2 separate regions of the Homo sapiens genome follow, and region 1 is linked to region 2. Evidence: read pairs that join two places in POLR2A ChIA-PET (ENCODE). Cell type or tissue: A673. All regions are shown on one strand. Each heading gives the region's core, and the rest is flanking DNA. Links, peaks and the distances in the headings are about the cores only. Region 1 has its middle 230 kb from the start of COL8A1. Region 2 has its middle 180 kb from the start of LINC00973.

Region 1 (8,353 bases), core at 47-8,046, 320 kb before region 2:
TTTTTTTCACTTGGTTTAATTTTCTGGAGATTCATTGAGACTGTCATGTGTATCAGCAATGTTCCCCCCACCTCCTTTTTTTTTCTTCTGAGTACTCTGTGCTATGATTGTATCACAGTTTGTTTAACCATTTACCTGTTGAGGGAACATCTAGGTTGTTTCCAGTTTTGGGTTAATATGAATATATTTGTGGTAAACATTCAGTAGAGGTTTTTTGTGTACATAAGTCTTTATTTCTTTGGGATAAATTCCCAAAAGGTTCCCAAAGGTATAACTTATGGGTTGTATGATAAGCACATTTTTAATTTTAGAAGAAACTGTCAAACTTTTTCGTAGTGGCTGGACAATTTTACATTCCCACCAGCAATACGTGAGTGATCTAGTTTCTCTATACCCTTGCCAGCATTTTGCATTGTCACTACTCTTATATTTTTATAATTCTAAGAGGCAGGTAGTGATATCTCATTGTGGCTTTAATTTGTATTTCCCTAATGACAAATGAAGTCGAATATTTTTCCATGTGATTATTTTCCATCTGTGTATCTTTGTATCTTCAGTGAATGGGTCTTTATACCCTTTGCCCATGTTCTAACTGGATTTTTTGGTTTGTTTGTTTATTTATTTATTACTGTTTAGTTTTGAGGGTTATTTATACATGTAGATATGGATCCTTTGTCAGATATGTGGCTTACACATATTTTCTCCCAGTCTCTAGTAGGTCTTTTCATCCTCTTTACAAGGTCTTTCACAGAACAAAAGTTTTGAACATTGGTGAGGTACAGTGTACCAGTGGTTTCCTTTATAAATTGTGATTTTGGTATCAAGTCTAAGAACTCTTTGTCTAGGTTTAGATTCCAAAGATTTCCTTCTATGTTTTTATATAATTCTTATAATTTTATGTTTTAATTTATGGCCATGATCTATTTTAAGTTTATTTTTATATAAGGTATGAGACTTAGGTTGAGGTTTATTTTCTTCCTAAAAATATCCAACTGCTCCGGGACTATTTTTTGAAAACACTGTCTTTCCTCCATTGAAATAGTTAGCACATTTAGCAAAAGTCAATTGGCCATATTTGTATGAGTCTATTTCTGGGTTTTCTATTCTGTTTCAATTTATCTATCTATCCTCTACATTACTCACAGTCATGATTATTATAGGTATAGAATATGTCTTAAAATTGGGTAGACCAATTCCTCTCATTTTATTTATCTTTTTCAACACTGCTGTAGCTATTCCAATTCTTTTGCCATTTCATATTCATATTTCATAATAATCTCTATTTTTACAAAAAAACTTGTTAGTGTTTTTATTTTTTATTTTTTTAATTTTAATTTTATTTTATCTTATTGTTTTCGAGATGGAGTCTCTATCGCCCAGGGTGGAGTGCAGTGGCGCGATCTCGGCTCACCGCAATCTCTGCTGCCTGGGTTCAAGCAATTCTCCCTCAGCCTCCCCAGCAGCTGGGACTACAAGCCTGCGCCCCCAGGCCCGGGTAGTTTTTTGGTATTTTTTAGTAGAGATGGGGTTTCACCATGTTGGCCAGGCTGGTCCCGAACTCCTGACCTCAAGTGATTCGCCCGCCTCGACCTCCCCAAGTGCCGAGATTACAAGCATGAGCCACAGTGCCCAGCCAGGGTTTTTATTATAATGGTTTTTCTTTAAAACTGCACATCAATGCGGGAGAAATGAATCTTCCAATGCACGAACAAAGTATGTCTTTCTGTGTAAGTCATTGATTTATTTCATCTGAATTTTTAAATTTTCAGCATAAAAAAAATTCCTTTCAATGGCAAAAACCACAATTACTTTTGCACCAACCTAATAGATCCTGTGCATGTCTTGTTAATTGTATACTTAAGTATATAATTTTCACTGGAGTGCAATGTAAATGGTATTGTTTAATTTCAGCGTTCATTGATAGAACATAGAAATATACTTGATTATGTACTTTTACCCTTTAGCTTATAACCTTGCCTAACTCACTTATTAGTTTAGGAGTTTATTTTGGGGAGAATTTCTCGGGATTTTCTATTATTAGCAAACCAACCTTTGGAATACAGAAAATTCAGTTCCTTCCCAAAGTGAACCGGCACTCTTCTCAGTCCATTCTTTCTAGGTAGTCACTTTATTTGGAAAAGGAAATTCTATGGAGTTGCGATCATGCCTTTAACTTCTTTGTAGTTCGCTCAATGCCTGCTACTGCTATAGGAATTATAGCATAGTGACTAAAAGTTAGGCTCTGAAATCAGACTGGGATTTCAAAGCCTATTAAGGGATCAAATCCTGACCTAATCCTATACTGATCTATCTGACCTTGTGTATGCTTCCTAAATTCTGTATGTTTTCTCAGCTGTAAATAAAGATAATAATAATATATCTCTCACTAGATTATGTAGGGTTAAATGGAATAAAGCATTTAGCATGAGGACTAACATGGAGTAAGTGTGTGGTACAGATTTAGCTGGTTACTAATATAATATGCTAATATATTTTACATGATTAATATAGATACAGACATTAATAAATACTTATTGAATAGCTCTTATATATTTTCCACTATGCTTTGGCTTTAAGCATTGCCTTGGAATTCATTTAAAACTTGCTTGGTATTTCCTGTCACAGAGAGAGAACTCAAGTAGTTTTGAGTGGTGAAGATTCTTCCACTATGTGTCACCATATTTTTCAATGTATTATTTCGGTCAACAGATTCCAACTAAATGGGGGGTTTTAAAAAACAAATTCAGTTGGTTTTCTGAAACACAAAGATGTGCAAATGAACAATTTCTGATAATTCAAGTAATTTTAGACAGACAAGGAAACCTATTTTAGAAGTTTCCAGAGGAGCTGTCTGTACTACTCAGATTTATCCAAAGTTCTTTCTCACTTTGGCAGTATAGACCTGATTCTAAACATACCATGAAATAAGCTGTACATTTGGCTTAAAGGTTATTCTATTCAGTCCAAAATGGTCTCAAAATTATTAGCTAAATACACATTGACTTGGAAGGAAGAAGAAAAAGAACTCAAGTAAAACATGTTTTTTATTGCCAAAATCTGAGTTTTCTTTCAGTGCCTGCTATAACCTCAGTAATACCCAGGGCAGGCAAGAGGCAGGTGTTCTTTACACTATAAGTGCTAGTGATGATGTAAGTTGTAGTGGGAAACAATACAGTACTTTTTAAAGCTCTCATTGGTTTTAAAAAACGAAGAAAAGGGTTTTCAATATTGAGTCTTAAAAATATTTATTTGCAAATTATCCTATTTTTTCTTGCTTCTTTTGTTTTGAATTACATCTTGTAGTTACAACTGTAGGTTTTCAAAATGTTCTCACTATCATGGTTTCTACTTGCATGCTTTCAGGACACTGGCATTTATTTTTGACATTTATGAGACGAGAAATGGTCACAGAAAACTAGATGACTTTGCTTCACAAACATACTGAAAACAAACAAGGAGCATCATTCCCACCAAGTGCTGAAGCAGCATATACTTTAATGCCTTATTTTGGTCGAGCCAATATTTTGGTCAAGTGATAATGGGTAAAAAATAATTTAATACTATACCATTGATTTTACTGATAAGACAAAGCAAGAGGCTACAAGCAAATGCTGATAGTACTCCAAGGAAAAATGATTCCACGGACCATGTTAGCACGGTAATTTCTAGTGTCATCATGATGCCTTTCTAGTCTCTTTTTATTCAGTGATTCATATAGTAAAGAACTGCTGCCATGTTTCTAAGTTTAGGAAAATATTAACTTATCCACAGAAACTTCCCAAGAGACTCAATATAATTTAAAGGTCCTATATGTTATAAATGTTAAGACCTAGATACTACTTCTATATAAAATATTTTTTCATAGTCTATTAAGTTTTTAAAATAGATTTATTATTATGGAAAATAATTGGACATCATAAAATGTTTTTAAAACACCAAAGTATAAAGAAAATAAAGGTAAACTATAATCCTATAGCCAAATAATAACAGGAGTTGATATTTTGTAGGATATCTTTTCAAGTGCTTTTCTGTTCTATACATAAAAATAATTATTTTTAGGAAAAATTAGATTATACTATAAATTATTTTATAACAATTTTAAACAAATAACCCTTCGTAAGCATTTTAATGTCAATGTTTATCTACATATCATTTTTAGTGTCTATAAAATATTTATCATTTATTTAGCCAAGTCTCAAATGATTAACAGTTGAGCTTTTGTGTGTGTGTGTGTGTGTGTGTGTGTGTGTGTGTGTGTGTGTGGGAGCAGGTATTGTTAGAAACAATCCAAAAATGAGAAACTCATATATATATCTTTGTGAAACTCTTTTGTTATTTTCTTAGGGTGAGCTCCTAGAAATGGAATTATTGGATCTAATGGGAAATGTTTCTAAAGAGTTTGGCAGTTATTGAGAAACTGTCCTCCAAATAGTTTGTATCTATTTATGCCTCCAACAATACTGTATTAGAAAGCACATTTCCATATACATTATTGTTATCAAAAGCTATTATTCAGCTTTTTATTTTTTGCCAAACTTGTGAATGGAAAATAACAACAGTAAGTTGCATTGGAATAAAAGTTTATATTTAATTCTAAAATTTTACTTATTCATTCACTATTTAACTACTTGGTGATTACCCTTAATGATTAAATTCTGTAGCTTATGCTTGGTAATGGTGGTGGGAATGGCTTGCTAGAACTACACATATTTTAAATATAGAATAATTACTTTTTGAAGTTCCTCAATTTCTTCCAAATTCAGAACATCATCAGATAGATTTTTCTTGTGCAGACAATTTATGTTTATTTAGACTACTTGGTTTTTATGGGAGGGGCGGGGGAGAAAAAACATAGATTAGATAATAAAATAGTAATTTTATATTTTATTAGTATTTATTGAGAGCTCTGTGGTCCAAGTGCTAAATTAAACATTTCACATGAACTGTCTATGTTTTCCTTACATAACCTCATGTAGTGGTAGTAAAATGTTCCTGTTGTAAAAGGTGTCATGGCCCTAAATGATAACAACCATAATTTGAGTCCAGGTCTGTGTGGAATCCAGAGCTTGAACGATTAATTACAGCAACATCCTGCTTTCTCTGAAGTGGTCTCACGCTAACGATGATATGAATTGATTCTTTCTTGATGATGGAAGAATGAGATAATTAATGCCAGCACATGCTACATCTGGTAGCAGCATTTTATTCTCTCATCAGAAAGTTAAAGAATGAAAAGGGAGGAGATTGCCTGCTATTTTTTTTTAACTTCCTTTAGTTCCCTCTCTTGCTGCCAGATTTCTGTTTAAGCCAGTCACGCAGGGCACGGTGGTTGTGTGAGAGCCGATACACTTCTTTTCCCACAGGCACTCATTCATCCTTGTTCTGTTTTCTTCATCTCAGGGGCACTGTATAATCTGCCGGGCCTAACTCATTACTCATCCTGGAGCCTGTCAATCCTCCAGAGGTCAGATCATTGGCTTTGGTGGTTATGTGGTCCTTGGTCTCTGCCCTCTGGGAGCTGAGGGTGAGAGAGTCTGTCACACCTGAAAACACAAATCCTGCTGCCTTTCAAGCCACCAGTCCTGCTGTGATAGACAAGCTACATTTTCTTCCCATTCTATAGAAAGCAGCGGAACACCAGCTAAGATGTGGTATAAACTCCTGATTGTTTACAGGCTTACAGAGCCTGTGGAATGAATGCATAACTGTCCACAAATATCTTCTAGTATTTAACCTTCATTTATTTTCCTTCATGGTTTAAATTTTCCATTGTGAGGGGGAAACTCCTGGATCTCTAGCAGTGCTTGCTGAAAAATGTTAATTTCCCCTCATATTTTCACATCCTCAAGACTAGCACAGAACAGGAATTTCTCATAGCTAGAATTATATTGACTTATACGAGAGAGACTTTGTTTGCTCATTTAACAAATATTAAATGAGAGCTGACTGTATGCCAGACACTACTGAAGGCATAGAGGACTAAACCATGCAGACTAGATCCCCTCTCAAGGGATGGCATTGGGATAAGGAGGCAGCGATAATCAAATAACTGAATAAATAAGATTAGTGGTGCATGCTATGAAATAAGACAGAGTGTTGTAATAGAAAGTGTTGGGGAGGCCAGTGAGGAAGGGCTACTTATAAGTGAATGTCAGTGAGGAGGTGACCTCTGAGCTAAGGCTTAGTGACTAGAGGAACCAGCTATGCAAAGGCCTGGAGGAAGAGAATTCCAGCATGAGGGATCAACAGGAGCAAAGGCCTCAAGAAAGGAAATATCTTAACCTACTCTAGAAGGGCAATGTGGCAAGAGCATAGAGAGATGGGGTAAAGCTGGGAGAAGTCATAGATAAGAATAGGGTCAATCATGTAGAACCTAATGGACCATGAAAAAGAGTGAATTTTGTTCTAAATGCAGTAGGAGGCTACTGGAGATTTTGATATGGAGATTTAAACAACCCATTTCATATTTTCATAGCACTACTCTGAGTTTTTTATAAATTATAGAGGAGCTCAAGTAGAACAAGATTTCATAATAATCAAAGCTAGAGATAACAGTGGCTTAGACCAAGGTGAAAAATGGTAGAAATGAAAAGAAGTAAACAGATGTGAAATATATTTTTTAAATGGAGCCAAGAGTTTTTGTTGATGGATTGATGACGTCTACTAACACGAGGAAGACTCCGGAAAGAATAATTGGCAGGGGGTGGGATTTAAGACCTCTCTTAGGTAGAACTAAAATTGATAGGTGCTTTAGAAATTCAAGTGAGAATGTCAATCGTGTAGCTGGGCTAAATGGTACTTAGTTAAGGTTAGAGTTTGGAGAACATCTTTCAATTAATTAAATCCAAAATGAAGAGAATCTCAAATGAAAACATGCATAAGTTTGGTATGGGGAAAAAACTTCTCAATCTAACATCTCTGTTTCTGTCACTGACACCATTTTTCTCATTATCCATATTCAAAAAGTTATATTGAATTCCTTTTCTCCCCTTCACTTCCATATTTAGACACAGTATTTATCATCATGGTATTTATCTGCTCCAAGATCTTTGATGACTCTCGATTGGATAAATTATTTAGCCTTCTAGACCTGCATCTTTATCTATTTTCCAGCTTTCTTTCTTCTATCCCCTATCATGAACTCTTGGCTTCAACTGAATGTATCTCTCCAACTGGAATCTACTTGTGCCATATCTGCTTCCTTGTCTGAGGTGGCTTTTCCACTCCTCTTAGCTGAGTCTTACCTGCCTTTTGAGGTCCAGATAAAATTCTACCTCCTCCAAAAAATACTCCTTGGGTTCTCTCAAACCTATAGACAATGTTTGTCTTATCATTTGGACCATCGTTTTCATGATCACTCTGTAATTAAGTGTGTGGTATTGATAACTGTCCATTACTCTCTTCCATGTCATGTCTATTCAGGAAATCATATGCTTCTTTAGGCTAGAAATTTGACATATCTCTTGATAATTAACAATTGCTGGCCAAGTGAATTTGAAATTCAACTTAACCATGTAGTTTCCTTTGAAACATAGCTGAGACTATATATTTAAAATACAGTCACCTCTTGATATCCTCGGGGGATTGCTTCTAGGACGCCCCTCATGTACCAAATTCCTCTGATGCTTAAGTCTGTTATACGATATATGCAGGTTATATACAAATACTTTGACATTTTATATAACAGACTTAAGCATCAGAATCGTTTTTTTTCTGAATATTTTTGATCTGGATTTGGTTGAATCCACAGATGTGGAACCCATGGATATAAAGGGCTGACAGTACTTCATTAAAGAACAAAGCAAAACAAGTAAATCTTAGGTGGGGATTGAATGAAAGAGCATGTAATTTGAACACAGAAGGCTCACAGAAATTTTATGAGGTTTTACTAAGAAAATGTATATAAAAATCCTTTGTACCTGGCCGGGCGCAGTGGCTCATGCCTGTAATCCCAGCACTTTGGGAGGCCGAGGCTGGCGGATCACAAGGTCAGGAGATCGAGACCATCCTGGCTAACATGGTGAAACCCCGTCTCTAGTAAAAATATAAAATATTAGCCGGGCATGGTGGCAGGTGCCTGTAGTCCCAGGTACTCGGGAGGCTGAGGCAGGAGAATGGCGTCAACCTGGGAAGCAGAGGTTGCAGTGAGCTGAGATCACGCCACTGCACTCCAGCCTGGGCGACACAGTGAGACTCCGTCTCAAAAAAAAAAAAATCCTTTGTACCTATAAATTACCATCTCAAATTATTCTTAGCATGAAGGATTCATGAAGTGAAACACTTGGGCATCCATATTGCAAATTTTAATGGCTTGGCTGGCACTATACCTTTGTCTCTGGCTCCATAGGACATT
Region 2 (8,353 bases), core at 189-8,188:
AACAATATAGTTGATTATCATCTTCACATGATAGATGCAGTAGCACTCTCCTCATTGTATTTTCTCTTCTACATTTCATAGTCTGTGACTATTTTTTAAATATTTCTGATATATAGCATTGCCAAGGAAAAAGGGAAAAGGAATACTAATAGTCTCATGTCCGCAAGTGTCCATACACTGTCTCTTACCTCTTCTTCATTTTTGCATATAAGTAGTCCACTAGACTGCAATTACAATGAGCATTAGATATTCCGAACTCTCTATTAATCAAGAACATATTGGAAATATTTTCAATTACAAAATCTAATATTGGATAAGAGCTAATGAAGAGAGATAATTAAATCTCCTGTTACATTGATGGGGATTAAAATATTTCCAATTTCAAGATCTAATATTAAAAAAACTAATGAAAAAAGATATTTAAAACTCTGAATATGAAACTAGGATGTTACATGAAATCACCACTTACACAAAAACAGGTTCAAACAGATGTTCGTTTTCAATTCACAGAGTCCTCGAGTACTCCTTCTTTAAAGAAGACCCAGCCTTCAAAAAACAAAAAAGGAATGTAAAAGCAATTTAAATCTCTAATTAAGATTCTCAAAGCATTTCCAAAGAGAATTTTACTCATAATATACAACAAAAATGCCTCTAAAAATCTTCATCCATTTTTCTCCCCGTGTCTTACATTGAACAAATTCAGCTGCCCAATTTTCTCTCTGCCTTCTATAAAATACCCCAAACACTTTTACAAAACACAACAGCCATGCTTTCTCTTTTTTGGCCTTCACTCATATATTCTTTTCTCCCATAAACAGGATGCTATACTATACACAGTAGAGGAAGGGCTGGTGCAAGTTTAACCTCCAAATATTTTGTAAGATGATGTCCAAATTTCTTAACAAATCTACCTGAAGAAGATATTCTACTGGCTGCTGAAACAAACTCTAATTCAACCTTTCTATTTGGGTCCCCACAATCCAGTGGAAATTCAAACCAAGCATTTCAACTTACACTATTGGCAATGATTTTTCTAAGGCTTGAATTTCAGGGTTTCAAAACAAGACTTCAGTGCCAGCTTATCCCATGGCAGGAAGAAAAGCAAATGAAACCACAGAGACGTGCCAGTTTTAATTTGATTCCCGGCTCAGCAACCCAACCCTAGTATGAAAATAAAACCCAAAACTCCAAACCCTCCTGTAATAACCAACAAAAAAATGCCATCCCTGCCCCCCAAAAAAAGAAGCATTCAAAGTTAATCCAAATGCAACTAGTGAGTGTAATAAGCTTCTCAGACAGAGGGGTGCAAATGGGTATGCCGTTTTAGGGCTAGACAGCATGGCGGGGACACATAACCTCAGTGGAAGAATGTATATGGGTATAAGGAAGAACACAGGAACTCGAGTTTTGACTTGGACTATAAAACTCTAATCCTGAAGATAGAATTTGTACTTAATTGAATCTAACAGCTTTAGCAGGGCCTTTTGGGTAAAAATGCTTTCACTTCTACCCTGTTCTTCCATAATTGATTTAACATGAACTGGGATGGGCGCTAAAAGTCCTGAATCCTGAACAGAGTCTGGTTAACCAAAACAGAAACAGCAACACAGGATACAACACAACACTGTCCAAAATCTACAGAACATAGGAAAAGTTAAGGAAACACAATAAAGGGTTTATCCTGCCTTCGAGGCAGGATAAAAGTCGTGTGCTAATTTCCAAATGAACGGGTCTTTTAATTTATGTGCAAATAGTTTCTAAACAAAAATTCCAAGAACTAAGCTAACTTCGTATCACAGTGACTTCTTATGTGAAGTGTTTTCAGGAGAAAACAAGAAAATATCACACAAGGAAAAAAGAATGGTTATTTGGATGAGCTCTGATAAATAAATTTGAACTACCTAATTAGTCATAAGAGTTGACGTGGTAAATATTCAGTAGTCGTAGGATTCTACCCTGCTGAGAATGTCCTCATATTCTTGGGACTTCAAATATGCTTTTCAGAATGTTCCTCATTTAATGCCTGTTAACTGCCCTTCCTACTTATTTTTTTTTACCCTCTAGTAAATGGCTGTAAGGTCACCTCCATGGTCAAAGTCTTCATTTGAAGAGCACAGGTAAGTGATGTAAGGTTGGGGGAACGACTTAAGCAATTATTAAAGAACTAAACAATAAACCCATGGGGATAACACAAATAACTGAAATTTCCTGGGGATTTAACCTGTCACTACTATTAGTACGTGCTCATAAAAAAATGGGGCAACCAAACTTTTTGAACATTTGACATAAGCAAAATAAACTGAAACTTTTAGGAACTTAAAATTGGTAGAAAGGAATGTTTGTTAATTAATCTCCTTAGTTAATCTGTCATTAATTCCTTTTTGTGTTCACCTAAGGAGTCTCGACCCAACAGCTTTAAGATAATGTATTCTCCTTGATTTAAAAATATGTATATGAATCAGGTGTGGTGACTCACACCTGTAATCCCAGCACTTTGGGAGGCCAAGGAGAGATGATCCCTTAAGGCCAGGAGTTCAAGAACAGTCTGGGCACTATAGCAAGATTCTGTCTCTACAATAAATAAATAAATTAAATTAAATTAAAATATTTATATGTATGTAAATCTATCATCTGGATTCAAATGTCAAGACTGTGCCACACTTGTTTTATTCATCCTTTTAATGCTTTTATTTTCTTATTAATGCTAAAGTATTGCAAAGAATTCTAGATATCATGTAATTTCATCTCAACATATTTCAGTATGCATCCCCAAAAGTTTTTAAAAATTATAATGTCTTAGATTTCAATCTTTAATCCATTTTGATTTGATTTTTGTGTATGACAAGAGATAGGAGTCTAGTTTCATTCTTCTGCATGTGGATATCCAGTTTTCAACAATCCTATTCTTATAATTTTTAATAATGAAATATTTTAAACAAAAAAATTATAAGACCCACCAGAGAGATAAAATAGACATAATATTTGACCTTATTTGCTTCAGTTTGGCTTTAGTTTGTTTTTTCAAAGGAATAAATCATTGCAAATGCAGTTAAGTTTCTCCTTTTTTCACTAGTTTCCCAACTACATAATGCCTCTTAGCCAGGATATTAAAATGCCTAATAAACCAATTCACACCAAGTTTTCACATAAATTCTACAGTTATCTATCTCACTTCAATTAAGACAAAGCCTCTACTAGTTATAAGCTTTGTCATTGAGTCACCTCTAAAAATATTTCCTAGAACTAGACTCTTCCACAGCCTTAGTTTTAAGTTATTATAAATTGCCTGAATGTTTTAGCTCAAGCTTTGTCAATATGCTAGAACATTATACTCTTTCTGGTAGGTATAAAAATAGAGATAAAATTTAATTTATAAGAGCATTAATCTACAAGTACTACCACCATGTCTCTTTTAAATTAAAAAGTAGAGAAATTTAATTGATCTTCCCTTGAACTTAATGTGAATTGAGACAAATTAAATGCATCTAATTTATTTAATCAAGAGGTATACACTAAACCTGAAAGACTTATCTGAGATGTGGTAATAAATTTATATAAGCCTACTTCAGGTTAATAGAAAGGGATTATTTTTAATCTGTATTTTCTTTACCTAGTGCACCTCCTCATAGTTTTTTATCTATCTGAACTCATTTATTGCATAAGAAATAATGTGCGGGGGGAAGGATAAGAAAAGAAGAAAGTAGGAATATTAAAGGTGTAAGTTACCTAGAAATTTGAGCTTGTCCAACTTAAATATTAATTTTCCTCTATGATTGTGCCAGTATATTTGCATTATTTTTCTAAAGTTGAATAGAAAGCAGCTAATTGTAGATTTACAATTTCTGAAAATGACAAATAAGGTGGTTGACAAGAAAAAAGGTCTATTGACAGCAAATATCACAGCCAAATCACAGAATCATAAATGATTCAGGGTTCAATTTTTTGTTTCATTGTTTTTCCTTTCCTTTTCACTTTGGCAATATGCCATTTGTCCAATTCATTGTTTTTAATGACAGGGACAATTTATACCTTACTGAATCTACTCTCATTCTGAGTTAAAGACCAGTTCAATTAAATCAGGCATTTATGGAAAGCAGGATATTGGAGTAGGGGTAAAGCAAGCAGAGACACTGGTAGACTAAAAAAAAAAAAAAAAAAATATATATATATATATATATATATATATATATATATATATATATATATATGACAACTATAGATGTTTGTACTCTGAAAACTTAAGACAGTTTTTCAGGTGAGTGAAGGCAGATGATTATATCTGAAGAATGAGGACAATCTACAAGACCAAAACTACATCGATTTAGCTAGTTAGCCCAGAAAGAAGGCTGGCTTTCCCCTCAAGATTCCATGAAGATTCCACTGTATCTACTATTGCCACCTCAACTGTTTCTTCGACTTGCTGATAGTTCATTAATCTGGCCTAACTTTAGTTAATAGAAGGAGGGAGAAGGCAAAGACAGATAGACTTCAATAAGGGAGGTGGTCCTTTCTGTCTCACCTCTCTCTCTGACTATTCATACATGCTGCTGATTTAGATACTACATTGCAAAAGGCTAAAGATCTGCAGATTTAGCCCACTAAATATTCTTTTCTTCATTTATTTGTGTTTCCTTATTTTTATTTTGTATTTATATAGAGTTGTACATATATGGGGGGTACATATGATATTTTGGTTCCTGTATACAATGTGTAATGATCAAGTCAGAGTAACTGGGATACACATCACTTCAAACATTTATCTTTTCTTTGTTTTAGGAACATTACTATATTCATATTCCAGTTATTTTGAAATATACAAATTATCATTAACTATAATTTCCCTACTGTATTATCAAATGCCACAGCTTATTCCTTCTAACGATATTTTCATACCCCTTATCCAACTCCTCTTCATCCCCTCTCCTCTGTTTCCTTCCTAGCCTCTGGTAACCACCATTCTACTTTCTACTTCTGAGATTAACTGTTTAAGATTCTACACATGAGTGATATCATGCCTATTTTGTCCTGTGCTTGGCTTATTTCACTTAATATCATGTCCTATAGGCTCATCTACATTGTTGCAAATGCCAGCATTTCATTCTTTTTATGGCTCAATAGTATTCCATTGCATGTATATATCACATTTTCTAGTCCATTTATTCATTGATGGACATTTAGGTTGTTTTCATATCTTGGCTATTATGACTAGTGCTGTAATAAACATGGTGATGCAGCTATCTCTTCAACATATTGATTTCATTTCCATTGGATATATACCTAGTAATGGGATTGTTGGATCATATGGTGATTCTATTTTTAATTTCTTGAGTAACTTTCGTACTGTCATCCATATTTACATTCCCACCGACAGTGTATGAGTTTCCCTTTTTCCATATCCTCATCAGCATTTGGGTTTTTGTTTTTTTTTTTGTCTTTTTGATAATAGCCATTCTAACTGCAACAAGGTTATATACCTCATTGAGGATTTTATTTGCATCTCTCTGAGATGAGTGATGTTGAACATATTTCCATACACCTGGTGTCATTTCTATGTCTTCTTTTGAGAAATGACTTTTCAGATATTTTGCCTATTTTTAAATCAAATAATTTGGCTTTTTGCTGTTGAGTTGTTTGAGTTTCTTATACGTTCTGAATATTAACCCCTTGTCAGATGCATAATTTGTGAATATTTTCTCCCATTCTGTAAGTTGTCTCTTTACTCTGTTGTTTCCTTTGCTGTGCAGACATCTTTTACTTTAATATAATCCCTCTTGTCTACTTTTAATTTTGTTGCCTGTGCTTTTGAGGTCTAACCTAAAAATTCTTCATTTAGACCAATGTCCTGCAATGTTTCACCAATGTTTTCTTTTAGTAATCTCATAGTTTCAGGACTTACATTTAAGTCTTTAATCCATTTAGAGTTGATTTTTGCATATGGTGAAAGATGGGAATCTAGTTTTATTCTTTTGCATGTGGATGTCCAGTTTCCCCAGCACTATTTACTAAAGTGAGTATCCTTTTCCAACAGATCTTCTTGGCAACTTTGTTGAAAATAAGTTGGCAGTAAGTACATGGACTTGTTTTTCTTGATAATCCAGAAGTTAAGCTTAGGGTACAGTATGCTGCTCTAAATTGTCTAAATATTTCTAAGGCTGGTCCCTCCTCTCCAAAAAAACAAGTTAATTAAGTCGTTTTTATCTTCAACCAGTCATCTTTGTAAAATAATAGGACAAATAGATATCATCAGATTTTACCTGATTCTACAACCACATTCATTTTTAGAATTTTAAAATATACCCAATAAAATGGTAAATATTCCATAATTTTATTCTTGTATAAGGGAAAAGCATCAATGAGGAAATCAGAAAAGCTATTTTGATATTGATTGTCCCACTAACTAGTCCTTCTTCCCCTTTGGATTTTAGACATATCTGTAAAATGGAAGGATTAGATCACATGATCTATAAGTTATCATTATTATTGTTTGATATGCAAGAGTTATGCATCTATACTTCACAATGCAGTCTTCATGTCTCTTTTCATATGTATGATAAAGTCTTTTGCCTAACAAGTATCTATCCACCTCTATTAATCTCCACTTCCTCGCTCCTACTCCAGGCCAACATAATCTTCAATCTGGTTGACACAGCAGCTCTACACTTCTCCATTTGTGTCTCCTTCCAGTCCATTCCCCAGATAGAAGAAATAATAAATTTAAAACAGAAGTCGTATTATGTTAAACTCCATCTTAAAAGCCCTCAATGGTTTCCTGTTGCATTTAAATACAATGCAAGAGAAGAATCTACGAGGCCCTATAGGATACCCCCAGCACCCTCACATCCTGCTCCAGTCTTACCATTCTCTGTCATGCTTTCCCCTTGCTCATAGTGCTCCAGCTACACTGTCCTGTTTCAGCTTCAACAACTCGCCAAGATCTTTCCTACCTTGAAAGGTGTTTTTACATATTCCTTCCTCTACCTGACTCACTCTTCCACACAGTATTCCCATGATTAGCCCCTCATCCCTGAAATTTCAGCTAACACATGACCTAAAATGTCACCTCCATAGATAAGCTTTCCTGATGTTTCTACCCCAAACCATTGTTCCTCTCTCTATTGTTTTCTAGCTCAGCATCTTACTTTGTTTGTTGATATTATCAACATTTGTAATTATTTTCCTTATCTATTTACTGGGTTTGAGTTTGACTCCCTCCCCCTTGTTAACTGTTTTTCTGTGTCTGTCCTGTTTAGCATAATATCCCCAGCACATGGCCTGGTGTCTAGTACATATTAGACTTCAATAAATATTTGCTGCATGAATTAATAAATATGTGATGGAGTTGAGACTAAGTCTCTGTTTTCTTTTATGTAACACCTGTGAAGTGTGTGTATCATGTGCACAGATTCTTAATACATAGAGATAATGACCTAAGCTGAGTTAATGGAAGGAGTAGAAGAAGGTTAACCCTAAGGTGGTTAACAAGAATTGCTCTCCCTGCACAGATGTGAGGCAAATCTGCTCCACGTGTAAGAACTTGGTGCTCACCTGAATTCTGTTCTATATCTACCATTACGTGCTCTTGTTTGAAGCAATCACTTCCAAGCCTTCTCTACAGTCTGCCTTTATCTTCTCCAGGAGGGAGAAAATATAGGGGTAGAGTAGGCAAGCCTCTCTTTTTAGGCAGTGTTTTGCAAATACCTTTTACCTAACACAGAAGGTTAAGTGAAACAGATTTGATGAGAAACAAATGATGACATGAATCCCACCCTCTGCATGTTGTGAAGGTTCCTTAGAAATAAGAGTGCAGCAGCTTCCTCCATATTCCTTCATAAAAACAAATCCGAAGTATTTCACAATTACTTCCCTGGGAAAATGCTCCTACCCCGACTCCCAAACCCAACATTTTCAATTCTGCCAAGTCAGAGAATTATTTTTAATCTTCAGAGTAATTTCCTTTTTATCAGCTGGGTCAGTTATACAATTACAATGATTGACTAGTTTAAAAGTTGAAACATGAACATTTTCTTTCATTAGCAATTATTGATAAACAACTGCCATCTCATTACCATAATAAATTTCTTAGTCCTGTGTCTCTGGAAACTCATTTTGCAAGTGTTTAATTATGAATTCTGACAATTTTTTTTATTATTGAAAATCGGTTGATAATTTCTCATGGCAACTTGCTGCCAGTTTAAAGACTCACAATTTTATTTCTTTTTGCTCAGATGTGATATCAACTGTGGACTTTCATGCAGGTTGTTGAAAGCAAAAGCTACCAATCATCCCAGTGACCTAAATAGAATATTCCCAGCTCTCTATAAATATGTATCATTAGTAGCCAATGATATATATT

The links. Peaks named below come from ENCODE experiments on the same cell type or tissue, not always from the same donor. Only the 100,000 strongest peaks of a DNase experiment are listed, where the experiment ranks them.
Region 1: POLR2A ChIA-PET joins it to region 2 with 10 read pairs; 2 of 35 experiments call an interaction of 5 or more read pairs at or near these places.

Annotation. Positions count from the first base shown.
Region 1 is chr3:99,407,986-99,416,338 of GRCh38, reverse strand. No RefSeq gene overlaps it. Among named protein-coding and RNA genes, the nearest start is that of COL8A1, 230 kb to the left of the region's middle. In A673, for the core only: no CTCF peak of the experiment used is centred there; no DNase peak of the experiment used is centred there; H3K27ac peaks cover 698 bases.
Region 2 is chr3:99,087,525-99,095,877 of GRCh38, reverse strand. No RefSeq gene overlaps it. Among named protein-coding and RNA genes, the nearest start is that of LINC00973, 180 kb to the right of the region's middle. In A673, for the core only: no CTCF peak of the experiment used is centred there; no DNase peak of the experiment used is centred there.